Linked DNA regions of Mus musculus: regions 1, 3, 4 and 5 are each linked to region 2. The links are chromatin loops, found by intact Hi-C in ENCODE. Cell type or tissue: heart. All regions are shown on one strand. Each heading gives the region's core, and the rest is flanking DNA. Links, peaks and the distances in the headings are about the cores only. Region 1 holds the start of Gm31676 (a long non-coding RNA gene). Region 2 holds the start of Adam17 (a disintegrin and metallopeptidase domain 17). Region 3 has its middle 55 kb from the start of Gm4419. Region 4 holds the start of Itgb1bp1 (integrin beta 1 binding protein 1). Region 5 has its middle 45 kb from the start of Gm4419.

The links. Hi-C counts contacts between places; a loop is a spot of excess contacts. Peaks named below come from ENCODE experiments on the same cell type or tissue, not always from the same donor. Only the 100,000 strongest peaks of a DNase experiment are listed, where the experiment ranks them.
Region 1: a loop joins it to region 2, with 2.7 times the contacts of the local background. A loop is called at or near these places in 4 of 42 quality-filtered maps.
Region 3: it touches region 2 in a loop (2.2-fold over the local background); 4 of 42 quality-filtered maps call a loop at or near these places.
Region 4: a loop joins it to region 2, with 5 times the contacts of the local background. A loop is called at or near these places in 9 of 42 quality-filtered maps.
Region 5: it touches region 2 in a loop (2.8-fold over the local background); 4 of 42 quality-filtered maps call a loop at or near these places.

Annotation. Positions count from the first base shown.
Region 1 is chr12:21,542,265-21,548,393 of GRCm38, reverse strand. It overlaps Gm31676 (a long non-coding RNA gene), which reads left to right and starts at 4,868. Exons shown (of 2, transcript XR_381320.2): 1 at 4,868-5,040; 2 at 5,172-5,713. It overlaps LOC115487949 (a long non-coding RNA gene), which reads right to left and starts at 5,153. Exons shown (of 4, transcript XR_003950113.1): 1 at 5,049-5,153; 2 at 2,995-3,085. It also overlaps the pseudogene Gm19196. In heart, for the core only: a CTCF peak has its summit at 3,286 (motif pointing right); a DNase peak (open chromatin) is centred at 4,943; H3K4me3 peaks cover 825 bases; H3K27ac peaks cover 685 bases.
Region 2 is chr12:21,370,881-21,377,009 of GRCm38, reverse strand. It overlaps Adam17 (a disintegrin and metallopeptidase domain 17), which reads left to right and starts at 3,378. Exons shown (of 19, transcript NM_009615.6): 1 at 3,378-3,674. The coding sequence starts at 3,578. In heart, for the core only: a CTCF peak has its summit at 3,448; a DNase peak (open chromatin) is centred at 3,339; H3K4me3 peaks cover 2,247 bases; H3K27ac peaks cover 1,778 bases.
Region 3 is chr12:21,469,480-21,475,608 of GRCm38, reverse strand. No RefSeq gene overlaps it. Among named protein-coding and RNA genes, the nearest start is that of Gm4419, 55 kb to the right of the region's middle. In heart, for the core only: CTCF peaks have their summits at 659 (motif pointing left) and 2,826; a DNase peak (open chromatin) is centred at 2,958.
Region 4 is chr12:21,283,280-21,289,408 of GRCm38, reverse strand. Itgb1bp1 (integrin beta 1 binding protein 1) reads left to right here and starts at 3,125. Exons shown (of 7, transcript NM_008403.5): 1 at 3,125-3,303. It overlaps Cpsf3 (cleavage and polyadenylation specificity factor 3), which reads right to left and starts at 3,112. Exons shown (of 18, transcript NM_018813.3): 1 at 2,865-3,112. The coding sequence starts at 2,914. It overlaps Gm25821 (a small nucleolar RNA gene), which reads right to left and starts at 1,482; the gene lies at 1,350-1,482. In heart, for the core only: CTCF peaks have their summits at 3,046 and 4,445 (motif pointing right); a DNase peak (open chromatin) is centred at 3,138; H3K4me3 peaks cover 2,350 bases; H3K27ac peaks cover 1,587 bases.
Region 5 is chr12:21,460,268-21,466,396 of GRCm38, reverse strand. No RefSeq gene overlaps it. Among named protein-coding and RNA genes, the nearest start is that of Gm4419, 45 kb to the right of the region's middle. In heart, for the core only: no CTCF peak of the experiment used is centred there; DNase peaks (open chromatin) are centred at 2,606 and 3,526.

The DNA.
Region 1 (6,129 bases), core at 433-5,432, 170 kb before region 2:
AACTGTCAGAGGTGAAAGGGGCTTTACACTTGAACTATGTAAGACATAGAACAACAAAAAACTAGAAGGCTAACACCGCCATGGTTAGATCGTGGAATATTCACATACTTAATAGAAAGCTGTGACACTTTGAACCACACAGTAGAAACCATCAAGACAAATACTCAGTAGTACTCGCAAGCATCCCTAACCCTTTCCATACACTGAAAAACAAAAGACTGGACGGGAGCTGCTGAGTGTAGACTCAGAGTGTCGGTGACTTGGGCTTCCACATAGTTTTCAATCTCCTTCAATGAGCATGCACTGTTCTTACAAAATCTATTAAACTCACATAATTTAAGCCCATACTTGTATTAAATATTTAAGGGTTTTCAAAAAATATATATGTCATCTAAACTGGCCAGATTAAGGACCTTAAGTTCTTTTTCCTGACTAAAACACACCAGGAAAAAAGCCTTCCACACAGAAGGCTTTGCTGGGATTGTACACAGTGCCAAGAGCTTGAAGAATCACACACAGTGCACTGAGGGGAGAGGAGAGAAGCAGACCGTCAGGAGAGCTGTATCGCAGCCTCCACCTGTCCCAGGCTACTGACTCACTGGTCATTCTTCACCCACTGAATTTCAACAGCACCACACTACACAACTCCAGGAAGCACAGCTGAACACTATTCTGTGTGCTGAATATGCCTGGGTTAGTGTAAAGCCAAGAGTAACAATTGAAGTTGTATAACTTCCCTCAGGTTTGCCTATTGTGTGGAGGGCAGCTTCTCAGGGTCACAGCCTTTTACAAAAACACATTGGGACCAGGGCTGTAGTTAATAGGACACTTGTCCAGCACACAGAATGTACTAGATCATGCCCCTGAACAGTAGGAAAAGAAAAAAAATGTCATACACCTTCAAGAACTGTACATCCTCACTCCCTTGGGTTGAGACTCTTAAATATGGAGCTTAGTAGTAATATTATATTTGTTTCAAACTAAAAATGATGGTAGTTGACTTAATCAGACCAAACCAAGAAACATCAAAGATAAAGATAAAAGAAGTCATTAGTTATGGCTATTCAATGCCTATAAAAATAGTGCCCTGACTCCATCTGCAAATGGAGACTCCCCCATTATGACATCCCACTCCTTCACTATGTTTACATTTGAACCACACTATAAAATTAACACTGACTAAACCACTGGAGCTTCAGTGAGCATCAAAGCACAGGATAAACTGCATACATTTCAAGTGTAATCTGATGTATTTGTGTACATGAGCATTTATATATCTCGATGGGACGTGTCTGCACTGCCATGATCAAGGAGATCACTGCTCCCTCATTGCCCAGTGTTTTAGTTAAGTATATATCTGGGCAATATCCTGTCTGACTAACGAGGAAGCAAACAAGCACCTGAGCTATAGACTAAAGAAGCCACCTCAAAGGAACACCCTGTGTGGGGCAGGAGGGACAGCTCAGGGCCGAGAGCATGCACAGGTCTTGCAGAAGGCCTTTGGGTTCCATTACAACCATCCCAAACCCAGCTCCCCCTGCTGGACTCCATAGACGCCTACACTCACACGCACATGCACATACCCATACATATACATACCTTTTAAAAAGCAAAGTGCTTTGTGAAACTGAGTCATCTGCTAAATTAGCTATGTGTCTTAAGGTGGCTTTTGTTGTTGTTTTACATCTTCTGCGCAGATTTTGAGTTGTCTGAGGTGGGAAGGCACGTCAGTCCCTATCATGCTCTACATTGGGGCACAGTCTCTCTTCCACCCCAGCTAGCCCTTCTGAATAAGTGCTGAAAGCAGTGCTTATCCCTTCTTGGCTCTGCACTTCCAGCAAATCCTTCCCTATGAAAAACAGTCATGGCAGGTTTAGCTAGTCCAGCATCAGGCTGTCCACACTCTGTTACTGGCCTAAAGGTATGCTCACCAGACCAGGACCTAGAACTTTCAGGGTGGAGATGGCCCCGAACACCATGACTACACAATACAGAGTGACAATCTTTAGTTTAAGAAACAGGCATGATGGGGTTAGAAGACTCAGATTCAAGTCTTGTCCCAAGTCTTTGTACTCCTGTGGCATTAGCCACAAACTCAACTGTGTCAGGTGTGGTGGTGTCAGGTGTGGTGGTGTCAGGTGTGGTGGTGTCAGGTGTGGTGGTGTCAGGTGTGGTGGTGTCAGGTGTGGTGGTGCGTGGCTTGGATGCTAGCTCTCTTGGATCTCTAAGTGGGAGCCCAGTCTGGTCTCCATAGTCAGACTCTGTCTTAAAACAACAACAACAACAAAAACCACTAATGACTCCTGAGCCCTGCTTACTCTCTCTGGGCATACTGTTGTATCTCACAGAAGCAGAAATTACATACTGGATGAGAAAGTACTTGGTAGGTTGTGAGGAACTACACAAAGATACGTGGTAAGGAAGCCTGGTTCCAATATGCCCAACAGTCCCCCTGCATTCTAACACTCCATCCTCCAAATCTCTAAGCTGGTACAACACATTAAAAACTAATAAAAATATCCTTCAAGTATAATGTTAAATACTTCATGTTGGGCATGGTGACACATGCCTTTAATCCCAGCATTCAGGAGGCAAAGGTAAGCAGATCTCTGTGAGTTCTAGGCTGGCCTGCTCTACAAAGCAAGTTCCAGGACACCGAGGCTGTTATATAGAGAAAACCTGTCTCAAAAACACCAAAACCAAGCAACCAAACAAACAAACAAACAAAAAACAACAACAAAAAACTTCCATATGCATAGAGTGTAAATGAAACATTCATTTATAAATGTGACTCAACGTAACTTTAGAAGTTCATCACCAATCTAGTTTGCAAATTTCTTAATCTAAGTCTGTGCTCTTAAAGCCTGTTTCTATTCTTGGAATTCAGCCATTGAGTGAGTGATACCGATGCACTGTTTAGGAGTCAGGCCACATACCACCCGGAAACTTCAATTTTGAGAACATAATCAAGTTCGTGAATGGCACATTACTTACATCTGTGTCAGGAAGTACAGTAATATTTGCCTTCTTTGGTAAGGCCCCAGGAGACAGCAGCACACTGAGAACAGCGGTCTCTGAACGCTTTCTGTGGAAGGCAGAAATCTGTTATTGTCAGGCCAACACACTGCACCATGGTTCTGAACTCTACTTCTAGTGTTCCTGGCAATTTCATCCCCCCAAATTAAAAAACAATCAAACTAAAAATACACAGACAGTATATAAAAATAAGGAGAATTTAGTCTCTCTCTCTTTTTTTAAGATTTGTTTATTATTATAAATAAGTACACGGTTGCTGTCTTCAGATGCACCAGAAGAGGGCGTCAGATCTCATTACGGGTGGTTGTGAGTCACCATGTGGTTACTGGGAATTGAACTCAGGACCTTTGGAAGAGCAGTCAGTGCTCTTACCCGCTGAGCCATCTTGCCAGCCTGAGTCTCGTCTCTTTAGTAGCATGAAATGCAGTAACCATTCCATAAAACTACTGAAATATACAGAGTGAGAACAAGAAAGAAAGGTGGACAGGGCTAGATTGGAAACAAAGATATAGGTAAACTCTCTGGGAGAGCTGAGGGAGAAAAGGATGACCCACCGTATGGATGATCAAAGCAAACAAAGATTGAAAACACTGTTGACTTTTTCTTTGGGGCACTGAGGCAGATGTTTCAAGTTTTGATCTATTCATCCAACCATATAAAGGGTATCAACTGTATGAGTACTAAACGTTTAACTGGGTGCTTAGGGGTTCTACTGGAAGCAAAAGGAGCATATGGTCCACTTATGGTCTATATGGATTATAATTTTAGGTTTATCAATGTATTATCTAGACATTATTACATTTGTCATGGATACAGATAGTATCTACTGTCTACCTTGGGTCCCTCTATCATTATTCTGTCAGTGCACACACAGAGAATTGGTTCCTAATTCTTTGGTGTTTGACTTATGGGTCAGCTACTGAATACACCCATCATGTTCACAGTGCATGCAAAGTGCAGCAGCTTCCTAACCACTCTTACAGTGAGGTGTGGGCACGTGTGCTGGATAGTTTTGTGTCAGCTTGACACAAACTAAAGACATCTGAGATGAGGGAAGCTCAATTAAGAAAAATACCTCCATACCATCAGGTGGCAGGTAGGCCAGTAAGGCACTTTCTTAATCAGTGATTGATGAGGAAGGGTCCATCCCATTGTGGGTGGTGTCACCTCTGGGCTGGTAGCTCTAGGTTTTACAGAACCTGGTAAGCTGACCAAATCATGAGGAGTAAGCCAGTAAGCAGCACCCCTCCATGGCCTCTGCATCAGCTCCTGCCTCCAGGAGCTGGATAATACATTGATAAACCTAAAATTATAATCCATATAGACCATAAGTGGACCATATGCTCCTTTTGCTTCCAGTAGAACCCCTAAGCACCCAGTTAAACGTTTAGTACTCATACAGTTGATACCCTTTATATGGTTGGATGAATAAATCAAAACTTGAAACATCTGCCTCAGTGCCTCCAAGTTCCTGCCCTGTTCTTTAGATGATGAACAATCATATAGAAGTGTTAGCCCTTTTCTCCCCAGCTTGCTTTTTTGGTCATGGTGTTTCATCGCTGCAATAGAAACCCTAAGATAGCAAGCACATTAGAACGTCCTCGGCAAGGGTCTGGTATCTGTACCCTAGACAGGCTGACAGGGATTACTTGGAGGCAACCCAAGTTCCAGGTCCTGCTCTTCCTCACGCGCAACCAGCATCAAAGGGAGCTTTGCTGGGTGATCCCCTCCAAGGAGCCACGGGGGTGGCCATCCCACAGTTTCATCCTCCTTCTGGCCCACGCCCCCTCTGAACAAACACTCCACCCAATCCCACCCGCAACCTCCCAGAGCGGACAAGCAGCCAGGTTCCGGGCCCAAGTGGCCACCGCCCCCTCGCTCCGCCCCCTATGCGGGTCACCGCCCCGAGCCGACGCCTGCCCCGGGCGCTGCTCCTCCTCCTCCTGGCTGTCCCTGGCTCTTTGAGTTAGGGAACGCGAGTGGGAGCTCCACGCGTTCCTCTAGGTACTTACCACCTCCTCCACATCCATCGCGGCTCCGCTGCAGACCCCGTTACCCAGACAGCAAGCGCAGCTTCCGGGAGAGACGGGGAGAGCGCTCTGGTCGGAAACACAGCCTCTGCCTTTGCGTTCCAGGAGTCTTCTGTGCTGCCCTTGTGGGACTCACAACCCAGGCTTCAAGCAGGCAGTACAGGACCAGGACCAGGACCAGGCCCCAGTGACAGAGCTCAGACCTACGAGGGTTTTCTGTGGTTTTGTTTTTGTGGCCCTGGATGTCCTGGAATTCAGCTCAGGAGACTATAACTGGCCTCGAACTCACTAAGATCCACCTGCCTCTGCTTCCTGAGAGCTGGGATTAAAGGTGTGTGCCATGACTTCCGGCTTCTGAGTTTTACAGAATGTGTTCTCAGTGTTTGAAGTAGAGAACACAGGTTGTTGAGCTAGAACTGGGTGTCTATTCGGATTTTTTTTTTTTTTAACTTCCCATATCCTAGGAACCAAACCCTGCTAGTGCATGCTCGCCAAGAACTCCACACCACTGAACAACATCCCCAGACCAAGATTTCTAATCATGACTCTATTTCTTTCTTGTACCTTCACCTCCTCCTGTGTAAAAAGTATATATGTTTGCCTATGAATATAATTATGTCTCGTTTAATAAATTCTTGATACATTTATCTCTTGTTCCCTCGTTGAACACACTAATCCCCTGCTTCATTCCATAAACTAAAGTTGTTTTAGATTTTAGAGATTTACCTGTGAACAAAATAAGTCGCCACCTTCGTGAACATTTATATCTGTTTTTTTTGTTTGTTTGTTTGTTTGTTTGTTTGTTTTGCTTATTTGTTTCCAGACAGAGTTTGTCTGAGTAGTACTGTCTGTCTTGGAACTCACTTTGTAGATCAGGCTGGCCTTGAAGTCAGAGACATGTGTTTGTCTTTGCCTTCTGAGTGCTGGGATTAAAGGTCTGTGCCACCAGAGCCTGACATTTGTTTTAGATACTAAAAATTCTTTCCAGGTGCAGTAGAGAAGAGCTGAGATGGACTTCAGATGATAAGGTCCCCAGCAGGGTAGGCTGGGATATGTCAAGGAT
Region 2 (6,129 bases), core at 668-5,667:
TGGGTAGAGTGCCTGTCTAGCAAGCATGAAGCTCTGGTTTAACCTCCACATCACACAAACGACTCTGTACACACCTCACCTGAAATCACACTACTCAGGAGGTAGAAGCAAGAACCAGTCCAGGGCTAGCCTAGGAAAAATGAAACCCTATCTCAAAGGGACAAATGTGTTTGTCAGTCGGGCTCGCTGAGCAGTTTTGTGTACCACGTTTGTTTTTCTGTTTTTTTCTTTCTAAAAAGCTTTTGTATGAACTGTTTGGACTAAAACCTTGGAAATGAGTTCTTGGTACTTGAACTTTGTACAGTCATATGTAAGTAGTATTGGTGCAGTTTTTGTTTTTGTTTTGTTGTTGTTTTTTTTTTTTTTTTTTGGTGTTTTTGAGACAGGGCTTCTCTTTATAGCCCTGGCTGTCCTGGAACTCACTCTGTAGACCAGGCTGGCCTTGAACTCAGAAATCTGCCTGCCTCTGCCTCCCAAGTGCTGGGATTAAAGGTGAGTGCCACCACGCCCGGCTGTTTGTTTTTTAACTGTCTTATTGGGTTCTTATACCTCTACCTCCCTTCCAAGCCTCATTCTACCCTGATCCCTTCCAACCACCCCCTACCCTCACTAGGTAAGAGAGAGAAGGATAGAGGGCAAAGGGGGGGGTATAGACCTCTGTAGGCTACTTCCTGGGTAAGAGAGAGAAGGATAGAGGGCAAAGGGGGGGGGTGTAGACCTCTATAGGCTACTTCCTGCTCAGTAGGAACGTTGAGTTTCTTGGGGCTGTCCAATCTTGGTTGTCAGGATATCTCCAGTTTCCTCTTGTCTCTGATCGATCAGGGACAATTGACAATCGGTAACAAAGTCAATGGGAAGCAGAAGCCACCACAGGCCCTCTCGGGGACTTTCCCATTTATACCTCAGTCCCCAGAATTAAATTATCTGCAGGTGGCAAAGATCACACCCCTGCTAGTGCCTGAGGCAAATCCTAATCACCTGCTGTGAAGCAGCCTCTTATCTCACACCTGGGATTAAAACAAAACATTCTCCTAACTGGTTTTTTAAAGAAACTAAAATTCTCACCACAAAGCTGCATTTTTTTTTTTGAGACTTGAGAATTCATATTTCTTGAAGGGCTAGCTTTATCAACTTTATTCAGCAGCAGAAAAAAGCATCCAAATTAAGGTTTTATGACAGATAGGGTGAGACAGTTAGGGCTTCAAGGTGGCTCAGTGAGTGGGTAGATATTATGGGGGTGATTTTTTTCTCTTAAAAAAACAAAAACAAAAGACTAAGATAAAGGCTTGTAGCCAAGTGTGATGGCCCATGCCATCATCCTAGCGACAGGGAGGCTGAAGCTGGAAGGCCTGGGCAGGGTTACAAAATGAGCCTAGCTCATAAAGCCCATCACACTTTTCCCCCTGCTAGGACAAATCCCCCAAAAATAAACCCTTGAGGGTCAGGCTTCGACTGTCAGTTTTGGGACTCTTGATTTAACATAGCCCTGGCTGTTGTTCTGTGTCAGCCTCCTAGTGCTGGGATGGCAGGCATGGGTCACCACCAAGCTGTAGGTGCCAGTTCTGCCCTGCAGGCTTTTATCCAGCATGGCCCTCTGAGATGTTCCTCTGGCTCTTCATCTCCCCCAGGTGGAGTTATTTTATCCTAAAGATATGGACTATTGTCAAATCAAAGATGAATTTCAAATTGGAATCTTAATTTGAATACTGACTTGTGAATGTTGAAGACTACTTAAAATTGGGACTTATCCTGAAAACTTGTTATGATAAAGTGGATCAGGAGTTTTTTAAAAATTAGCACAGTGAAGCCAGCCTGGTCTACAGAGTGAGTTCCAGGACAGCCAGGACCACACACAGAAATCCTGTCTCGAAAAACAACAACAAAAAACCCAACAAAAACAGACACCCCTCCCCCCCCCAAAAAAAACCCAACAAACCAAAAACCTAGCACAGTGGTACTCAACCCCTTGGGTCAGTATCCCTTTGGGGGGTGCAGGGTCCCATTATCAGGTACCCTGCAGTTATTTACATTACCGTTTATAGCCGTAGCAAAATTATAGTCATGAAGCTGCAATTAAACAATTATGGTTCAGGGTCTCCACACATGAGGAACTGTAGTAGAGGGTCCAAAGCATTAGGAAGGCTGAGTGCCACTGAAATAGCATTTACTAAACATAGCTCAGCTGCACAAAAGCTAGGCGACACAAACAATATAATCTGCAGTCAACTAAAGTTACAAACCTGGGGACATGGAGCCTGGACACTCAAGAGAAATATCATAGCATTTCTATTATTAAAAAGCTGGCATCTACCGGGCGGTGGTGGCGCACGCCTTTAATCCCAGCACTCGGGAGGCAGAGGCAGGCGGATTTCTGAGTTCAAGGCCAGCCTGGCCTACAGAGTGAGTTCCAAGACAGCCAGGGTTATACAGAGAAACCCTGTCTCGAAAAAAACAAAACAAAACAAAACAAAACAAAACAAAACAAAAAAAAGCTGGCATCTAATTTGTGGGGGTGACTTTCTTTTTTGGTTAGGTATTCCTTGAATGTGTACCTAGTGAAAGTGTTTATACCTCGGTTGTACAGACTAGTTTAGCTAACATGCCCCCCAAAAAAATGTGCAAAGTCAGTAACTGTTGAAAATGTTGCAAGACATTCCACAACGAACAAATTTAAATCAGTTTATCTTTTTCTGGAAGACGACTTGAAATCTGACCAGGGCTATTAATGTTCAGTACCACAAACAATAACACAGGGAAAAAAAAAAAAAAAAAGACCGCAAAACCACAAGGGGTCGAGTAGGGAAACCAACTACAAGAGTTAGGGGGTAGATGGTCGCTCCTGTTCACTAGGAGACTGCCTAGAGTAAGGAACCAAGGAGCAAATAAATGTCTTTGCATAAGTCTATGTACAGTCCCCTGAGCATTTTCAGTGACAAGAGACCTAGTCTCCCGCAGCAAGTCGCCGAACAGCACACCCGATCCGCGTGGGGCGGATCTCCAGGGCACTGTGGCCGACTTCACGCCCCCATCCCATAGGCAGGTAGTTGACCCCACGCCAGACTTCACAGACCCTTCAATAAAGACGCTGAAGGGGACTTTAATCACGAAGAAGGTCGCACCTGTCTAAGGACCTGCCCATCCTCTCCCACCTTCGTTCCCCGCGGTCACCCGGGGACAGAGGCGAGAGAGAGAGGGTCGAGTCAGGACGCCGCCAGCTGAAGGCCAGGAAGGCGCCAAGCAGGCCCCAGAGGGACCAGGAAGGAACAGAGCCCAGAAGATGGCGTTCTGCCGGCGCCGCGCCGGGGCGGGGCGAGCCACGCCTCCCACAATGCTCTACGGCACCCTTCTTCCGGCTGTGGGCCGCGGGGTGGTCTCCGGCTGCGGCCGGAAACGAGTTAAGCCGCTCTCAGCGAGCGCCGCCTGCACTTCCGGGGACGTGAGCCTAGCTTCCCTGTAGGCGGCGCGGGAGGGAGAAGTTTGCAGGGCCGTGCTGGGAAGATCACCTCCGCTCCCAATGTGAGCAGTTTCCCGAACGCTCTTTCGGAGAAGGTTTCCCAGAGAGGTGGTGGACGGGAACATGAGGCGGCGTCTCCTCATCCTGACCACTTTGGTGCCTTTCGTCCTGGCACCCCGACCTCCGGAGGAAGCAGGCTCTGGCTCCCATCCGCGACTTGGTAAAGAGTTCGGGGAGCAAACTGACTTATCTGACCCCAGAGTGATTGGAGGGACGCGCCGGGGTGCTAGGGGCGGGATATTGGGCTCCCGTGGCGCGTCCCGAAGTTTTCAAGTGAAGGAAGGGGGGTGTGGCTCTCGGTGTTTAGAGAGAGAAAAAGAGATGGGCTTGTCTCTCAGTGAGGAGGGAAATCCTGGAGGGGTCTCCCATAGGGACCGAGGGCCTGGGACGGGCAAGTTCTCCCAGGTTTATTTCTGGAATATTTAGAAAAGAGGTGTTGGCACATGGATGGTTCGTTTGTGGAGTGTGAGATTTGGTCGAGGTCCTTTACTTGCTAACAAGTGAATCTAAGGTGTTAGGTGTTTCTGCTGAAAGCAAGACCCTGGGAAGAAAGGACAGTCCCAAAGCTCTCCACCACTTGTTGGCTCTCAGAGGCTAACTTGAAGTTATATGTAGGAGGTACTGAATGCAGTACCTGGTTGGAAGGTGGCGACTGATGTAGTTTCATTTGCATTTTTCGACTGTATTTGGAATCTTGCATTGGATTTCGAGATCATCCGTCTTGTTGGAGAGGTGCTTAGCTGAGAGAGCGAGGCTCAAACTTCCAAGCCAATTCTTGAATTGGCTTGTCAAGATGAATGTTTTCCTTGCAATTTTTAACAGATCACCAGGGATAACCCATTTAAATTGCCTAGAAACTTAGGGTTTCTACTTTAATTTTTTTAGAGATTGGATTTTAAGGAAAGGCATGCTTTAGAAGTTTTGAATTGAAATTGGCGATAGGCAATTTACTCGCTATCCTAGGATCCTTTAGCTTGCAAAAGTGGCTAAGACATTTCAGTTAATCAGTAACAAAGTGTCAAATAGTTTTGATGATAGGGAACTTAGCAAGTGTCTTAGAATCTTTTAGCTTGCAAATGTTGCCATCTAAGGCATTTCAGCTAATCAATAACAAAGTGTGAAACAGCGTGTTCCCAATTGTGTGAAGTTACGATCATGTCATTATAGTATTTTATTATTCAGATTGAAACCCTATGGGTTTTTTTTTCTAAGATGTATGTATGTATGTATGTATGTATGTATGTATGTATGTATGTGAGTACACTGTAGCTGTCAGACACACCAGAAGAGGGCATCAGATCGCATTACAAATGGTTGTGAGCCACCACCATGTGGTTGCTGGGAATTGAACTCAGGACCTTTGGAAGAGCAGTTGGTGCTCTTAACTGCTGAGCCATCTCTCCAGCCCCGCCTCCCCCCCCCCCCCTTTCTTTTAAATGTCTGTTTTGAGACAGGGTCTCACTATGTATCTCTAGTTGGCCTGGAACTCACAATGCAGACCAGGCTGGTTTTGAACTCATAGAGATCTATCTACCTCTGACCCAAGAGGTGGATTAAAGACCTTGCACCATCACTCCCAGTCTTGTGTTGGTTTTTTTACCTTGTGTTTTCGTCTTATTTACTAAACAGGGTTGTGGTTGACTGGAGTAGACACTGAATGTGTTTTATGTTTGTATCCAAATAACTTTCTTGTGTGTTTGCATTTTAAATGGTTATGTATGTGACAAATTTAGAGAACGGCAAAGGAGCTAGTTAGAAAGTGCTGAAATCTAAGTTGATAGAATCTGAAGGAAGAAATTTCAGGATGGATAGAGATAAGGACATACTTCATTTTAAGGATGCTATAAAGAATTTATTCTCTTGCATTTGAGACAGTAAAGTGATTTTTTTTTTTTTGCACCGTTCTGACACACCTTCTTACCATTCTCCTGACCAGGAGTAGGAAGAAAAACATGAATCCTAGGGAGTCATACCAGTGTAGAGGAAAACTACATTATCTCTAGACTGATTCTCAGCAATGTAAACAAATCATAAAAATTTAAAAATATTTATTTATTTATTTATTTATTTTTCTTTTGGTTTTTCGAGACAGGGTTTCTCTGTCTAGCCCTGGCTGTCCTGGAACTCACTCTGTAGACCAGGCTGGCCTTGAACTCAGAAATCCGCCTGCCTCTGCCTCCCAAGTGCTGGGATTACAGGCGTGCGCCACCACGCCCGGTAAAAATATTTATTTTTAAAACAGTCTGACTTGATAGGCCTGGCTATCCTGGAACTTTCTATGCAGACCAGGCTGGCTTTGAACTCATGGATCAGCCTTTCCCTCCAGAATGCTTGCATGGATTGTCTTCTTTCTTTCTTTATAAATTTTTAAAGAATTTTTTTTTTAAACCCACATCCTGAACCTTGAAGAAATCCCCTCTACGTCAGGTCTGCTCTCTCTCTCTCTCTCTCTCTCTCTCTTTTTTTAAAGGTTTATTTATTTATTACATGTAAGTACACTGTAGTTGTCTTCAGACACACCACAAGAGGGCGTCAGATCTCCTTACAGATGGTTGTGAGCCACCATGTGGTTGCTGGGATTTGAACTCTGGACCTTTGGAAGAGCAGTCGGGTGC
Region 3 (6,129 bases), core at 454-5,453, 99 kb before region 2:
TATGTCTACAGCCCCTGTAGTTACTTTTATTTAAAAAGGATCATAGCAAAAAAAAAAAAGAGAGAGAGAGAGAGAGAGAGAGAGAGAGAGAGAGACAAAAAAGAGAGAGACAAAAAGGATCATAGTGGGCTGGTGAGATGGCTCAGCAGGTAAGAGCACCCGACTGTTCTTCCAAAGGTCCTGAGTTCAAATCCCAGCAACCACATGGTGGTTCACAACCATCTGTAATGAGGTCTGACGCCCTCTTCTGGTGTTTCTGAAGACAGCTACAGTGTACTTACATATAATAAATAAATAAATCTTAAAAAAAAAAGGAAAAAGAAAAAAAAAAAAGGATCATAGCCATTTTCCTAACTGGGAGTCCTGGGACAAGATCCTCCCTCTCTGCATCCAGATCTCTTCTGGAAAATGGAGACTTGAAGTAAATATTTTCTCCTGGGTTCCCAAGCCCTGCAACTTTGTGCCTCTGTCACAGGGCGACTCCTCTCCTTTCTCCCAGATGTCCTTTATTACTTCAGGGAACTTACACTGTCACCTCTGTGAGCTGGAGTGTCCTTCAGTCTCTGTTGTCCTCAGCCTTGAGTGGGGCTCATTCTATTTTTAGTGTAGGGTTCTCTGCCCAATTCCTTCCTCAGAAGTAGCATGCCCAGCAGCCAGGGGGCTCCCTCTTCTGCTCTCCCATGCCACCACCATCACACTCCTGGGGTATTCCAGGGTGGGGCAGTGGACTCCACATGGCCTTCTTCACCCAGAGTGTCTGTGGGATGCACAGCCAATGACCTTCTCCATCAGACTGTCTTCCTCTCAGATTCTCTCTCAACTCTGTCCTCCAGCCTTGCAATCACGTGTACGAAATACACAGGAAACAGACTGTGTTCAGACTGGAACTCCATCCCATGGTATCTCATTGTGCACATGAAAATATCCCAAAACATGACATAAAAATCCCAAACCCCTCTGATCACAAGCATTTCAGATAGAGGGTGCTCGGCCTACACTGGAGACCTTTGGAACCAGAGCCAAGGGGTCGTTGAAAGAGAGAGGATAAATAGCAGGTTGTTAATATGGCTCAATGATTAAGTGCAAGCCTGGTGACCTGAGGCAGTCCCCAGAGCCTATGTAAAAGGAGGCATCATCTGTAATCCCAGCACTCCTACAATGCGATGGGAGGCAGAGGCAGTCAGATAGCTTGAAGTACACAGAGACATCCAGAGACACTGTCTCAATACAGTAGAGGGGAGAACTGACTCCCAAAAGTTGTCCTCTGATCTCCACCTCTCTTTCTTTCTTCTCTTCCTCCCCCAATCCCCTCTCCCCCCCCCCCCCACACACACACAATGAAAATAAGTTCATTCAACATATCTGGAGTGGTGGAAGGCTCCTTATGTCCCCTCCACTTGTCATTAGCAGGCTCTTTCTCAGCCATATTAGCGTCAGGAAGGTAAAAAGTGGCTCCTAGGGTTGACATGTGCAGCCACAGTTCAGGGCATCCTTTCTTACCAGAGGACAGGATTAAGCACATTCATGAATGGTGAGTGCCAAGACAACTATCCCTATCACCCTCTGAGAGGAGACAGAAACATGAAACCATGTATGCTCTTCTGTTAGACCGCTCAGACCCACATCAGGACTCAGGACTCTGGGCCATCTCAGAACATCTGACAAACATTCTCCAAGTTTCCAGACATAGACGCTTCTAAAGCTACTAGGGCTACTGTGAGGAGCATCTTCAATGGAAGCTCGTCAGAGCTGGGGTATAGGAGAACCAGAGCTTCTAAATGGGAGGGGTGGTGAGCTCTGTCCAAACCTCTCTCCTGTTCAGGGTGAGGTTAAAGCAAGGATACGTCCAGACCTATAAAGACCCCAGAAACTCACAGCAACACTGCCTTTGGGGAAACCCCAAGAAAAGGTGTTTGATTTTTGATTTAAAAAAATAAAATAAAATAAAGAGGATCACCCCACTTCATGGAGTCAGGTGATGCAGAAAATAGGGGACCCCACCTGGAAGTAGCCCTTCGTTTAGGCCATAAATGAAGCAAGAGGAGGCATGGGAAAGAGGACTGGACTCCTGCCCAGGAATCATGGCTCAGAAAACACCTGCAGAGTCATACTGCTTCCAGAAGGATGCCTGATGGAGTCTGACTCCTCTTGGGAGGACCTTGGGACATCTGAAGAAATCTCTGAAGCTGCACTAGCGACAACGCTCAAAATTAAGATGCTGAGGGCATGATGGGACTTTGGGGATAAATCTTCCCGAGCTATTGCTAAAGGCCAGGCTCACTGACCAAAAGCAACTTAGGGAAGATTTCATCTTCCAAGTCACTGTTCAGCATTGAAGGAAGTCAGAGCAGAAACTTGAAGTAGAACTTGAAGGGTAAGCCATGTATATGCAATGTGTGCTGGCCCACTCGCTGGCTCAGGCTTAGCTAGCCTTCTTTCACAGCCCAGGACCACCCGGGGAAGAGGGTAGTGCTGCCCACAGTGGGCCCAGCCTTATTCATCAATTAACAATCAAGAGAGTCTCCCATAGACATGACCCCTGGATAATCTGATCAAGTCAATTGATTCCTCAGTGGAGGATGACTCTAGTCAGTGCCAGGCTGACAATTAAAACTGATGAGGGTAGCCTTCATCCCTCACTTAGCACACAACCTAGGGATAAGCTTTCTTAGTGACAGAAACTCCCAGAAGGGCACAAGTGAAGGAAAGGGCCAGGGAAGTAGAAACTGATACGGACCCAGCCCTCAGTCTGTGGTCAGTTTCTCATCTACACTTATTTCATATAATCCTCACAATATGAGGAGACTGGAGTTCAGACTTCAGCCTCGAGGAGTGCCAGAGAGTCAAAACTTCCAAATACAGCCTGCCCCTGGCTCTCTTCCACCTCACACCTAAGAAAATGAGTCGATTTAAGGGAGGGTGTTGGCCGGGTGGCCAGACTGTGGGGTGTGCTGTATTTTTAGTCATTTTGTCATGTTGACTGGAGTGGAAAGATGAAAAACCACAGGGGGCTGGCATAGACCTCAGGATGAACTCATGAGCCAGAAATAGGTGGAACCAAAGCCTTCATGCCTCCTGGCTTCTGTTCTGGGCAAACACAAGGGCTGCTCCCCTCTCTTCCCTCCTCTCCCCTCCCCTTTTCTTCCCTCCCCTCCTCCTTCCCCTCTCTCCCCTCCCTCCCCCATTCCCTTTTCTTCCCTTCCCTTCCTCTCTCCCCTCCCTCTCCCTTCCTTTCTCCCATCCCCTCCCTCCCCTTCCCTTTCCATTTTCTCCCCTTCCCTTCCTCCCTCCCCCTCCTTTCTTTCCCCTTCCCTCATTTCCTCACTCCCTTCTTTCCTCTCCCTGCCCATCTCTCACTTTTTTTCTGGGGATCAGGTCTCCTTTGGATACACCAAATCAACAAATGTTAGCGTTCGACGCAACCTTGGCCATTTCGTACCTAATCCCTGCATTATACAAACGGGGAAGCTGAAGCTAAGAGAAGGCTTATTTCCTGTAAATTAGAGATAGAGATGAAATTCCTACAAGTCCCTGGGGCGCTGATCACATCTTTCCCCACAGAAGCCAGGGAAACATGAAAGACATAGCTACAGGCCTTAGGAAGCTCTGGGCTCGCTAATTTAATTTAATTTAATTACACATCTGAAAAATCACTGTGTGAGTGTGAGTGGGGGGGGGGGGGTAAGAAGGCTCCAATCCAGCAGCAACATTCATGAGATGAAATGCTGATTACCCTGTGTGGTGGTTTGAATAGGTTTGGCCCCCATAGACTCATGTGCTTGAATGCTTGTGGTCATGCTTGTGCCATGGGGAGTGGCACTATTAGGAGATGTGGCCTTGTTGGAGGAAGTCTATCATTATAAAAGTGGACTTTGAGGTCTCCTCCTATGCTCAGGCTCTGCCCAGTATGGTGAGTCTCCTCCTAGCTGCCTGCAAAAGATAGTCCCCTTCAGCTACCTGTGGATGAAGAAGTAGAACTCTCAGCTCCTCCAGCACCATATCTGCCTGCACACTGCCATGCTTCCTGCCGTGATAATGGATTGATTGAACCTCTGAATATATAAGCCAGCCCCAATTAAATATTTGCCTTTATAAGGGTTGCCTTGGTTATGGTGTCCGTTCACAACAATGAAACCCTAAGATACCCTGTGATGGTTTGTATATGTTCGGCTCAGGGAGTGGCACAATTAGAAGGTGTGGCCCTGTTAGAGTAGGTGTGACATTGTTGGAGTAGGTGTGTCACTGTGAGCTTGGGTTTAATACCCTAGTCCTACCTGCCTGGAAGTGAGTATTCTGCTAGCAGCCTTCAGATGAAGATGTAGAACTCTCAGCTCCTCCTGCACCATACCTGCCTGGATGCTGCCATGCTCCCACCTTGATGATAATGGACTGAACCTCAGAACCTGTAAACCAGCCCTAATTAAATGTTGTCCTTACAAGAGTTGCTTTGGGCCGGGCGTGGTGGTGCACGCCTTTAATCCCAGCACTCGGGAGGCAGAGGCAGGCGGATTTCTGAGTTCGAGGCCAGCCTGGTCTACAAAGTGAGTTCCAGAGTTCCAGGACAGTCAGAGCTACACAGAGAAACCCTGTCTCGAAAAACCAAAAAAAAAAAAAAAAAAAAAAGAGTTGCTTTGATCATGGAGTCTCTCCACAACAGTAATACCCTAAGACACACCCTGATTGGATCATTGTATATGCACAAATGGACTTGTAATGCCATGACCACAAGAAAATATAACTACTATAAGTCAGTTGAAAGGTTAGTGTAAAGAAAGCTACGGGTGTGGCCCATTAGCTACTGGCCAGCTGCTGCTCTCTTATAGTATATTCAATGAAAGATTAAAATGTTTTTTAAGCCGGGCGTGGTAGCACACGCCTTTAATCCCAGCACTTGGGAGGCAGAGGCAGGCCGATTTCTGAGTTCGAGGCCAGCCTGGTGTACAAAGTGAGCTCCAGGACAGCCAGGGCTATACAGAGAAACCCTGTCTCAAGAAAACCAAAAAAAAAAAAAAGGATTGAACACACTAGGCAAACATTTTATCAACTGAGGGACATCCCAGCTCAGCAATTATGCTGGCTTGAAAGAAAATGGCCCCATAGACTCACAGGAAGTAGCACAATTAGAAGGCGTGGCCTTGCTGGAGTAGGTGTGGCTTTGTTGGAGGAAGTGTGTCTCAGTTCTCTTCTTGCTGCCTGCAGATCCAGATGTAGAACTCTCAGCTTCTTCTCTGCCTGCAACCTGCCGTGCTTCCAACCATGGCATAATGGATTAAACCTCTAAACTGTAAACCAGCCCCAATTATATGTTTTTATTTATTTATGTATTTATTTATGTGGTTGTTTTTTTTTTTTTTTTTTTTTTTTTTTGAAGCAGGGTTTCTCTGTATAACCCTGGCTGTCCTGGAACTCACTCTGTAGACCAGGCTGGCCTTGAACTCAGAAATCTGCCTGCCTCTGCCTCCCAAGTGCTGAGACTAAAGGCATGCGCCACCACTGCCCAGCAAATGTTTTCCTTTATAAGAGTTGCTGTAGTCATGGTGTCTCTTCACAGCAATGAAACTCTAAGACAGAAATCTTAATTTAAAAATTTCAAGTTACATTTTACGGAGAGAGAGAGAGAGAAAAAAAACAGACAGACAGACAGACAGACAGAGTATTGGGAGGCTCTACCAGAGACAGGCACAAAAAAAACCTGCATGCATCCTTGGTCCTTGAATGACTCTTGAGCTGCTTATTTGGCCTAAGATAGAGTTGTTCATGGGAGTTTCGTTCCTGATCTAGGTGCTCATTATTTATAGCATCTTCCAGACCTGATCTCAGCACATCTTTATATTCTTTTTTTTTAAGATTTTTTTAAAAATTATTATATGTAAGTACACTGTAGCTGTCTTCAGACACCCCAGAAGAGGGCATCAGATCTCATTATGGATGGTTGTGAGCCACCCTGTAGTTGCTGGGAATTGAGCTTGGACCTCTGAAAAAGCAGTGGGTGCTCTTAACCACTGAGCCATCTCGCCAGCCCCACATCTTTATATTCTTAAAAAGTATTGAACTTGGGGGCTGGCAAGATGGCTCAGCATGTAAGAGCACCAACTGCTCTTCTGAAGGTCCTGAGTTCAAATTCCAGCA
Region 4 (6,129 bases), core at 641-5,640, 88 kb after region 2:
ATTCCTTGATTTTTATCTCCATGATTCTCATTTTGTTCTTAAGTCAGCTTCCCCACAGAGCTGCCTGTCTACATACCCCTCCTAAAAACCCCCACTCTTATTTACCAGCCTTTTCCAGCTACTTTTCTGAGATTGTTCTTGCTGCTAAGTGCAAACAGCTCTACTTGGTCCTTAACCCAACCAGTCCCCTTGGCAGCCATTACCTTCCTTGCTTAAGTGTTCCCTCAAGCACTTCCTGGCTTCTCTGACTCCACACTCTGGTCTGTCTTGCTGGCTTTCCCAGGTTTTTTTTTTTTTTTTTCCCCTTCTTCACTTATCTGCCTTGGCTCTCTAACCTCTGAATGCTAATATCTCAGAGTCTCTCCTGGCCCTCTTCCCAACTTCATGGTCTTTCCATTCATGCATCCGACATGCTGTTGAACTCGGAGTCTGTGTCTGCAGCTCAGACTGCTCTGAATTCTAGCCCTCTGGTACATGTACCTGCCATTTCAGCCTCTTTGCTGGGTTGCTGCCAGGCACTTCATGTTTAGTAGGCCAAGCTAGTTTTCACAGGCCCCTGGACTGGCTCTTTCTTCCTGGAGTGTTCGGTTCTCAGCTCCCTACACATCAGGCTCCTTTAGAACATTTGGGTCTCAGTCAGGTTTCATCTTCTCAGACACCTTCTCAACTGCCAACTCCACAGAGAAGGAAAAATAGACAGGTGGTTGCTGAAGGTTTGGGAGGGTGGCGAGACCTGAGCGTGGAGCCTAATGTGCTCTTTAGAAAGGGTAATGCAGGTGTCGGCTATGGGATTGGGCACTACAGTCATAGCAAAGGCTATATAATTCCCCAAACACACTAAAAACCATTGGAGCTCATCAGGATAACACACTCCTGTAATCCTAACACTGGGAGACTGAGGCAAGAGAATTGTCATGGGTTTGTTCCAGGCCAGTGTGTGCTACCTAGCGAGATTCTATGTTAACAGAAAACCTACAGACACATACATACTCCAAAGCAAACAAGCGCATATCGAAGTGCACAGCTTTATAAGGTATGGTAAGTTACATATTTACAACTCCCACCAAACAACAAGATCAAACTTTCTCCCTTGCTGCACCTCCTGTACAGAACCAAGAGACCTGACGTGTACTCTCTGCCTGTGTCCTGCCACCGTCCCTTCAGATGACATCTGACCACTTGTCAAGACTTTACTCCTGAACTCCTCAAATCCACTCCTTTCTACTCCCCCCCACCCCTTTCACTGGCTACCAGCTCTCATCACTCAGGACTGGACTGTGATTACATCCTACCAGATTCTCCTCACTTCGTCCATATTCGTCTACCACACTGGAGTTGTTCTTTGTTTTTCTTGTCACAACACTGATTGAAGCAAACAACATGTCACCACTTCCCCCAAAAGTGATGTTTTCACTCTGCCCCTTCAGGACAGCTCAGTGGCTCACGAGCAAAAGGCCACTGAATGAATGCTTTCAAAAGGGAAAGTAGCCACAACTTTAATCTAATTCCCACTGTATTACACAGTTGCTTTAAATCTTTTGTCGGCTTACTATAACTGGTGTGATAAACAGTCAAGCTCTTTAGTATGTATACAAGGTCCTTCATAAGGTAGAGATAGCCTGCCCCAATCCGTCTGCTAATCTGTTACCTGCAACCAAAGTAAAACTGGCCATAAATCAGAACCTTTTGTGTGCGCCTGGAACATTATGGTTCCAATACTGTCTTTAATTTTTTCCAACTCTTTAAGCCTTAGCTCGAATGTCAATCACATTTCCAGAATGCGTGAGATCTGTCAGAAGAGTTTCCAACTGTTTTGAGACTCAGCACAGTGCTGACCTATACTCCTGAAACAGATGTCAAAATGAGCACTGAGCACGGTCACTGGTATCACTGCACTGCCCAAGAGCAAGCACTCCTCACAGTGAGTGCTTTTTTCCACATGAGGAAGTGGGTTCATTGAGGCTACTTCCGTATTAAACAGGAAGACTGGGTTTCAGGTCTGACACCAACGTAGCTGTCTATTTTCACAAACTCATTCCAGCACTCCCCACTTTACAATTTCACCAAAGGCGTGAAATCAATGAACTCAGCCCATGCCTGGTGATTTTGTTTGATATTTGCTTAGTGTATATAGGGAGATGACAGCATCACTTGGGTACATTCATTGGTAAGTGCTCAGTAAATCTTACTTTATGAGTGGGTAAAGGAGATAGTTTCCGGCCTTTGAAAATGTACACATTCATGTGGTGCCAAATAGTGTCTCATGCTGAACAACAACCACGTGTATTGGATGAGTCTCACCGCTCATCCAGTACGTTCTGCACCTTTAAATGTGTGAGGCAATTCTCTACAAAATATTCCAGAACGCCATTTCCACTAAAACCAATCTTTTATGGTGATTTAGCTCTTAATTTCTCGCGGAAACGCCTCAGCTTTCCCCTCTCCAATTTCCTCCTACCTTCTGCTAAGGTCTGAGCTCTCAAAGTACATACACCACGTCTTTAATTTCCCCGCCCATCTGAGCACGTGTAGGGTCCTGGAAAGGAGGCAGATGCAGTTCTTCCTTGCAGTGTCCTCTATCTGTCGGTTCCCTCAAGGCTTGCTCTGATGTACGAGATCCAGACTTGTGTTAATTGGCAACCCTTTCTTTATGAAAACACCCAATGACCTGGATTTTTTTTCCCCAAAATACCCTCCCCGAGACTGAAGGAAAAATGACATTCAACCTAGATAGCCCATCGATCAATGTTCTCCAAATCCCTTGAACCTGAGAGGCTGGACCCGCAGCTGCCTCCGCGGGGGTCCCTCCAGGCTCTCACACATACGGGGAGGGGGGCTCGCTCCCTCTCTAGCGCATCCCTTACAGGGGTCGGATCAGCAGCTGGTCGCTCTCCTCTGCAGGAATCGCAGACATCCTGGCAGTCTCAGGAGCAGCGTGGACCACGAACTCGTCGCCGCAGTCTCTAAATTCAAAGCACAGCTACTGCAAACCAAAGAAGAAAAAACCCCCACCACCAACACACAACTTCCGGCGCTCTAGCGTTCCCGGAGCTAGATTCGGCCCTCCAACTTCCGGTTCGAGAACGAGGTTCTTTAGGTTCCCGGAGGTGCGGTTAAGGAACTGGAGGCGCGGCCTAAAGACTGCGCCTGCGCATGATAGGGGCGTGGCCCAGCGGACCAGGGCAGGAAAACTGGCAAAGCCGGAGCTGGAATACGAACTGGAATAACCTACCGGCCGCCGCCGCTGGACCATCCCACACCCCGCGAGACCGGGGCGACCGGGGAACGAGCCGAGGAGGCGAGGTGAGAACCGGGCCTCGCCTCAGCCGGGCCAGAGGGTGCGGGTGTGTGGGGAGTACCCCGCAGCCCGCCGTCCTCCCATTCCCTCCACGTCCCGAGGCTGAGGCACCGACAGAGTGCAAACCGGGGAAAGGAAGAGGAGCTCGGCGCCCGGTCAGGGAGGGACCCGCGTTCCCGTGACAGGTCTACCGCCTGCCTCCCCGGGGACCAGGCTCCGCAAGACCCTGAGGCCTCCCTCTGCTTGTTGCTGCACCCAGGTGGGGTTGGAGTTAGCTGTCTACATCCTCACTTGTGCGAGGCATGTGTGCAGAGCTTTGGAAGCCTGATCTTGTCGGGGTCCCCAAGTAAACTTTGTGATGTGGGACAAGTTATTGAATCTCTGGCTTGGTTGACTCACGTGAATGCAGCTGGGCGTTCTCACTGCTCGGAAGGCTCCGATGACCCTAGGGACCGGCTGCTCCAGATGGGCCAGAGTGAGGGCTAGCGGTTTCTGGAGCATCTTGGCGACGTTATTGGATATCACCTCCTAGGGCAATTGTCAGAACCCTGTAACGAGTCCTCTTCCGCTATACTGTCTATCTACTGAGAACCAATTCAGCCTCGCCTTGCACTAGTTAGTTGAGGGAGTGGGAGTTTAAAGAAGAAGATGACATTTTAATGCTGTGATCTGATGTCTTTTAGTCCAACCTGAAAGTCCAAGGAAGGCTTTCTTTAAAAGGCCCGAAATAAGTTGTGCGAGGCAAGTAGTTGCCAAGGAACTTACAAAATGAGAGTTCTGTGGGAGGGAAAGTTAGATAGTATAAGAACATACAGGAGCTTAGAACCGCTCAGAACCAAAGTGGCTTTGCGTTCCTGAGAGATGTGTAGCTCATTGTTGAAGACAAGCTTGAGAGAGAGTGGTTGGAGAGCCCTGGGTGGGTTCTTGCTGGAGGGATTTGACCTTCCTTAGTCAAATCTTAGTAGTCAAATCTTAGTAGGACACCGGTGAACAACGGCCTAATAATACTGAGCTCTGATCTGTGTTTGAAAGAAATCATTGTTATCTTCTTTTCCTCCTCCTCCTCCTCCTCCTCCTTCTTTTTTTTTTTTAAAGATTTATTTATTATTATATGTAAGTACACCGTAGCTGTCTTCAGATGCACCAGAAGAGGGCGCCAGACCTCATCACGGGTGGTTGTGAGCCACCATGTGGTTGCTGGGAATTGAACTCAGGACCTTCGGGAAGAGCAGTCAGTGCTCTTACCCGCTGAGCCACCTCTCCAGCCCCCCTCCTCCTTCTTTTTGTGGCTAAAATGTGGAGGCAGACCTTAGAGCCACAAGGAGTTCTGTAGGACAAGATCATTCATTCAGAGAGCTGACTCAGTGGATAAGAGCATCTACCTGTCTTATTGAGGATCCAAGTTTTGGTGCTTGTGGCTCAACACCAGCTCCAGGGGCAATCTACTCCTACACACACCTTTTCTTTTTTTAAAAGTAAGGGCTTTTACCCACAAAGCCTCTATAGTGGGTGTGTGGATTCTTTAAGTGTGTCAGACTGTGAACTTGGGCGTTTTCTATAGATTGAGGATCATCACATTCACGCTGAAAGAATGCCATTAGTTCCCCCCAAAGATGTGGGGCTGGTTACCAAGCTGAGGCAGAGTCTGCCATGGACCTGGGATCCTGGTCCTTAGTTGGATGTGAAGGTTGAAGAACAGTGAGGGATTGATGATTTTCTGGTTCCTACCAGTGATGGCTTAATTGCCTGAGTGGGAGAGACGAGGGAGGAGCAGGTCGGAGCCTCTGGCAGTTTTTGCATTTGATGAATCTGTGTAACTTTCAGCTGACAGATAGCATCCCCTGGCTCATTTTTAAGCATGAATAATTTAGAAGCAAGAACAATTTGATTAAGTACATACACCCAGAACAGCAGCAGATATCAAAGACTAACCAGTTCTTTCCCCATCTCAGTTCCTGGATTGATGCTGCAGAGCAAGTTTTGAGAAGTTGCAAAGGCCTTGGTGATATCCAATCATCGCCAAGGATCTGTGGGGATGCTTTAAGATTCTAACAACAGAACCACTTTTTTTTTTTTTGTCTTTTCGAGACAGGGTTTCTCTGTATAGCCCAGGCTGTGGAACTCACTCTGTAGACCAGGCTGGCCTCAAACTCAGAAATCCAGCTGCCTCTGCCTCCCAAGTACTGGGATTAAAGGTGTGCGCCACCACTGCCCAGCAGAACCACATTTTATTAAGTAACTTTAAAAATTAATATAGAAATATGGGGGCTGGAAAGATGGTCCAGCGGTTAAGAGCACTGACTGCTCTACCAGAGATCCTGAGTTCAATGCCCAGCAACCACTCGGTGGCTCACAACCATCTGAAATGGGATCTGATGCCCTCTTCTGGTGTGTCTGAAGACAGCTATAGTGAACTCACATATATAAAATAAATAAGTAATTTTTTTTTTTAAAAAGAAATATGCATTTAAATTTGTAGTCATCTCTCCACAGCTAATGGGTTCTGCATGCTCAGGTTTAAACAAGCCCAGATTTTTAAAGAGGTGTTGTAAAAACAAGACCGAAATTCCACTGTACCAAAGAAGTGGAGACTTTCCTTATCATTATTTTGTAAATAATACATCATATCAACTATTTCTGTAGCACTCACACTAGATATAATGTTCAGCTCAGTGGAGGGTACTTGCCTAGCTACACTAAGTAATTTAGAAGTTATTTAAAGTGTATGGGATTGTGTGTGTAGGTTATATTCACTTGTGTGGTTATGGAACCAATCCTCTGTAAACACCAAGAAGTCTGTACTAAAATATAATGTGCCTAAGTATGTCATA
Region 5 (6,129 bases), core at 626-5,625, 89 kb before region 2:
ATTTATGTTGTGGGCTTGTTTATAGCTTTGTTTTCTACTTCCTTCTATTCATTCTTCCTTCTTTCCTTCCCTCCTTTCTTGGTAGGTTCTCATATACCCCAAATCTGGCCTCCAATTCACTACAGTAGCTGAGAATACCCTTGAACTTGTGACCCAAGTTCTGGGATTCCAGATGTGCACCACCATATCCAGTTTATGTGGTGCTAGTTTCTGTGCATGAAGTATACCAACTGAGCTACAACCCAATCCCCCCCAGTTCTACCAACTGGGACCAAGTATTCAAATATATCAGCATATGGGGGCCGTTCTCACCCAAACCAGCACATGCTAGGAATAAAGGCACTTGCTGCTGTGCCCAGGTGTTGCCACCTTTTAAAGAGCCTTTGAAAAAATCCCAAATACTTTCTCTATATCTTCTGTTAAGTCCATTTCTAGAATTTTGTCTTGTAACTATTTCTGCACAGCAGCAATCAAGGGCACAGAAAAGGAGGGAGGGAGGGAGGGAGGGAGGGAGGGAGGGAGGGAGGGAGGGAGGGAGGGAGGAAGGAAGGAAGGAAGGAAGATAGATCTGTCCATACTACCTGGGAAGTTTTGGAAGATGTGTTCCTAAGTGGAAAAGATCCTGTGTGGAGCGACGTAAGTCATGTGACCCTGTGTGCACACATAGAGGTGCTGGGATGGCTCAGGTAGATCTTCAAGGATGCTCCTCTATGCCTCTGAAGGGAGGGATGAATGACTACATGACAGAAAGGCTGGCAAAGTGGCTCAGGGGATATGGGCACTTGCTGCAGATCCTGTTACGTGGTGGAAGGGGAGATGTGACTCAGTCTAAAAGTTGTCCTCTGACCTCCTTGAGAGTGCACACATACACACAAAATAAGTAGATAAGTGTAACAAAAAATTAGGAAGCCTTTATTGGTTTGATATTGGCTGTTTTGTTTTGTTTTGTTTTGTTTTGTTTTGTTTTGTTTTGTTTTGTTTTTCGAGACAGGGTTTCTCTGTAGCCCTGGCTGTCCTGGAACTCACTTTATAGACCAGGCTGGAAATCCGCCTGCCTCTGCCTCCCAAGTGTTGGGATCAAAGGCCTGTGCCACCACCGCCCGGCCAGGGCTAAAATCTTAAGAGCAGCCCCACGTGGTGAGGAAAGGGCTAGGTAATAGCTTTGTAGATGCAGAGAGTGGAATTGTGCTATACAGGGCCTGGGAGGATGGGAGAGGGATAGAACGAGGCTGGTTAGCAGGCACAATACACTTGGCTCGAAGGATCAACATCTATTCTACGTATCACCACTCAACAGCTGTTCATTACTGTTATTGTTCTTGGTGTTTTTAATGATGTTTTTATTTTTATTTTATGTGCACTGATTGGTGTTTTGCCTGCATGTGTGTCCATGTGAGGATGTAGGATGCGCTAGAACTGGAAATACTGAGCAGCCATGTGGGTGCTAGGAATTGAAGCCAGGTGGTCTGGAAGAGCAGTCATTGCTCTTAATAGTTGAGTCTCTCCAGTGTCCTTGTTTCAGTTTTTTGAGGCAGGGTTCTTGATGTCCTGGATCTCTCTAAGTGCCCCGAGTCTGGCCTCAAACTCATAAGTCTCCTGCCTCTGGCCACTATGCCAAATCAAATTTTAAAATACCTAGTAGAGAGGTTTTAAATGTTTCTAACACAAAGAGATTTTTTTCTAATTGAGATGAGGGATCTGATCACTGTGTGTTGTCTATACATGAAATTCATACTCTCTGTTATAGTCATCTACAATTATACATGCAAGAAAGGAAAGTGGGATGGAGGGTACAGGGTGCTGATGGAGTCTGGGTCCAGCACTACCTTTGGGAGGAACTGAGACCACTGGAAGCCAGGCATGGTAGCACATGTCTGTAATCCCAGCACTGGAGTAGAGAGATCATGAGTCCAAGGACATCCTCAGTTACATAGTGACTTGTAGGCCAGGCTATACTACAAAAGATCCTAACAAGCAAACAAAACAGATTATCTAGCTAGACAGACCCCACGCAGGCCCAAGGCTGAAGAGAAACACAAGATCCCAGAGACCCTTGAATGGGGGGGGGGGGGCGTTGGAACAGGGTTTGAGGTAAGGGTGCTAATGGAGGATGCTCTGGGTGGTTTTGCTATGGTTGACCAGTGTGGTGACTGTGGCCACACTGTGAGAGGCATAGCTGAAGATAGGCTGAGTGTTCATAGGCTGCGGGTACCCCCTGCAGGGGGTGACAGCTACCTACCCCTCTTCTGCAGTAATCCCAAGGAAGAGCCTTCCGTGATATAGTCAACATGGAAACTTCTAGAAGGGAAAGATCCTTGCTACCTCTAGTACTTTACAGGATTTTAGAGCAGAATCCCAAATTACATCTCATTTTAAAAATCTTCCCTGGACACAGCAAGCGTGAAAACTGGAAATGAGCAGAGCCAGACCAGGTCATCTGAACTAGTGTTGTAAAGAGGATGTGTTTGCCCAGGGGCCTCTTTTCTGTTGAGTGAAAATTGCTGAGAGAGCCTTCTTTTGAATGTGCTCCTAATAGCTCCCTCGGGATCCTGGTTGTGAAGTCCACAGAGCTCCTTCCCAGATGGCCAGGAAGCCCAGAGTTGTGTGTTCCTTTCTGAAGCCCAGTCCCACACTCTCTCCACAGAGGAAGAAAGCAGAAAGCAGGCCACACATTTGCACATCTGGGACTCCTGACTGTTGCTTCCTATCTGCTTCTGTCGTTGACTCACTGAGAGAACAGGTCGTGGATGATGTCAGTGGTTTAATGGCTGAGCTAGTCTCAAGGGAAGGGGGTATTTGGTTAATTGAATTCTGTGGCTTCAACTGAGTTGGCATAGTAACAAAAGATGCCTGTGACAGAGTGGAAGGCATAAAGACATTTCAAGATTGCAGTCAATGCACTGACACGTTAATGGAAATCCCGTTGTGTGGAACTGAAAAGGAACCCAGTGGCACTGAGCATAGCTCCTGGAAGTCAAGTTTTCACTGCCTAGATTTTAGATGCAAGAGGTGTTGGGGCTTGCCTTAGATCAACAGCCTCAAACTACCAAGCCTTCTTTGGTTTCTTGTTCAAGACTGCCAGGATGCAGTGTTTCTCAGTTGCCTGGCATTCACAAAGTCCTAGGTTCTCCTAATTATGCATTGATCAGGCATGGCGAAACACACCTATGATCCCAGAATTCAAGGACAGAGGCGATATAATCAGAAGCTTAAGGTCATCCTAAGCCAATTTGAATTTGAGGCTGGCCTGGATACAATGAGACCCTGTCCTTAAACAACAACAACAACAACAACACCATAAAAAGATTGCCAGATTTAGTAAAGGTGAGCAGAGCACAGCATGTCCAGTTATATTTAAATTTCAGTTACACAATGAATGACTCTTTAGTATAAAGATGGCCACTAAAAACCCTTTGTTTTGCTGAAACCTGGACTTCATTGGGCATCCTGTTTTCTGCCTGGCAGTGAAACCCCAAATAACGAGGACTTACAGCCCTTGCACCTGGTTCCGGATTGACCCCTCCCTGAGTTTCTGCCAGTTCACCATGCCCTTATTTGTACATATGTTTGTTTCAGTCAAGGTCAACTGTAAAACACTTCCTCCTTTTGCTTTCGCTTTCATTTTCCTAGCCTTGGACTTAGGCAAACTAGTTTCCCTTCACTGTGCTGTTTATGATTCTCAGTGGTTGTTAGTTTGCTTTTTGTTTATTTGTTTAGTTGGTTTGGTTAATTTGATTTTCAAGACTGGGTTTCTTTGTGTATCCTGGATGTCCTGGAACTCACTCTCTAGACTAGGCTGGCCTTAAACTCACAGAGATCCACCTGCCTCTGCCTCCCAAATGCTGGGACTAAAGGTGTGTGCCACCACACCCAGCCTTGCAGGGTTTTTTTGTTGTTGTTGTTGTTTTTGTTTTTTGGGGGGTTTTTGTGTGTTTTGTTTGTTTGTTTGTTTGTTTGTTTTTGAGACAAGCTCTTTGAGGCTGGCTTCAAATTTACTGTGCACTCAAAAATGACCTGGAACTTCTGGTCTCCTGTCTCCAACTCTGGAATTCTGGGATTACAAGCACACGCTACTACCTTTCTTTATGCGGTGCTGGGCCTCGAACCCACTACTCCCTGCATGCTATGTAAACACTCTTCCATCTGAGCCTCATTTCTAGCCCCTCTGTTTACTGTCCATCTCAAATGCTTTGTCTACTATACCTGTCCTTGATCAATAGGAGAGCAGGACCTTTTTCCTCTTCAAAACTCTTTGGTATCCTTCTGAATGAAGTCCATATCATAGAGAGAAAAGAGTGTTTTGTCAGCCAGCAACTCTGTGAGACAAGTACTCTCCTCCGAAGACAGGTTCTCCTCTGACTCTGACCATCAGATTCTGGTAGGAGCTTCTAGATTGCCCTATGCCATTATCATCTGCCCACAGATGATTGGGCCAGAAGTGAGCACTTGATCAGTGCCAGTCTATCAGATACTCCCCAGGTCCAAACTTAGAGCACTGAGCCAAGACCTCCATTATTATTGAGGACTTAATTTTATCAGCTAGGATCTATAGTTCAAATTACTAGATCTCGAGAAAAGCCATGCCTATGTGACTGTAGTAGCAAATGAGGCCTCAGTGTGATGGGTTCCGTGGGGTCCTGGGAGCCTAGGGGATGACTTGAATTCAGTTGCAGCTCAGTGGCTACCTCTTTACCTATCTTCTCAACAGATTGGAAACTTTGTAGCAGTTTGATAAGAGACAGATAAATGTAGAGGTTGGGAGATGGCAGCAACAGCAGGTGCTGTTTCTGCATTCAGCTTTCTGTACAGAGTTGAGGGACAGCATTCAGTAACCTTTAAGGACATGCTCAGTGAAGATATTCTACTGTGACCACACCAGGACTACAAGATTCCAAAGGCTGCAATCCAGCACAGAGACTGAGCATTAAACCAGTGTCACCACAGCTGCCAAAAGCAGAAGGATTCCCACAAAGGGTTCACATGCATTCTGACATCTTTAAAGAAATGGGAGAGACTAGTAAAAAACACTGACTCAAAAATATTAAAAGAATAAAAAAACAAAGTTAAGATGGTAACAATTAAAAGCATATTATTATATCAACTAGTTGTATACGTTATTTATAATTTATATATTTTATTTTTAAATTCACTGAATTTATAAGATTAACTGTTTTATTAATTTAATTTTTTGTATGTAGGTATTTTGCCTGCATGTACGTATGTATACCACACGCATGCAGTACCCACTGGAGGTTAGAATTCATTGAATCCCTCTCAAACTGAAGTTAGAGGCAGCTGTTAACTGCCCTGAGAGTGCTGGGAACTGAACCTGGGTTTCCTGGGAGGGCAGCCAGTACTCTTAATCACCGAACCACATGCTAGGACCACATGCTCACCCTGTAATTCAAGCTGGCCTGGAGCTCCCTATAGAGATGGGGCAGTACTTAACTTGTGGTGTTCCTCCAGCCCCTGCCTTCCGAGTGTTGGAACTACTTAATAAGGGAATTAATGACCCAGTTCAGCAGAAGGAAAAGAATGTGGACAGATGCCTCACCAAGGGATAGACACAGATGGACAATATACATAAAAAAAGATGCTCAACACCATGTGCCTCAGGAAATATTAACTGGAAACAATAATGAGGCACCACTGTATACCCATAAGAACAACTTACATTCAAAACACTCACCAAGCACCAAATGCTGCTGATGGTGGGAAGCCGCTCCCACTTGCTGGTCCAGCCCCTTAGAAAGTCAGTTTGAAAGTATTTTTGTAAAACTAACCAGGTTCCTACCATATGATTCAGCAAATTGCTCCTTGGAATTGACCCAAGCAAACCAAAAGCTTTTGTCTGCACAAAAACCTATGTGAGAATGCTTATCAGCTTAATCCGTGATTTCCCAAACTTGGAAGCAATTGAAATGTCTGTAACACAGCCACACAATGGGAACTTACCTGGTATTTAGAATGAGACAAAACAAAACCAGAGCTAAAGAGCCACAAAAAGACATGGCGGAGCTGGGAACGGGGAACAATGGATTAAGGTGCTCAATGTGCAAATGTGAGGCTTAAGTTTGAATCCCCAGAACCCACAAAAAAACCTTGACACACATCTGTAATCACGGTGTT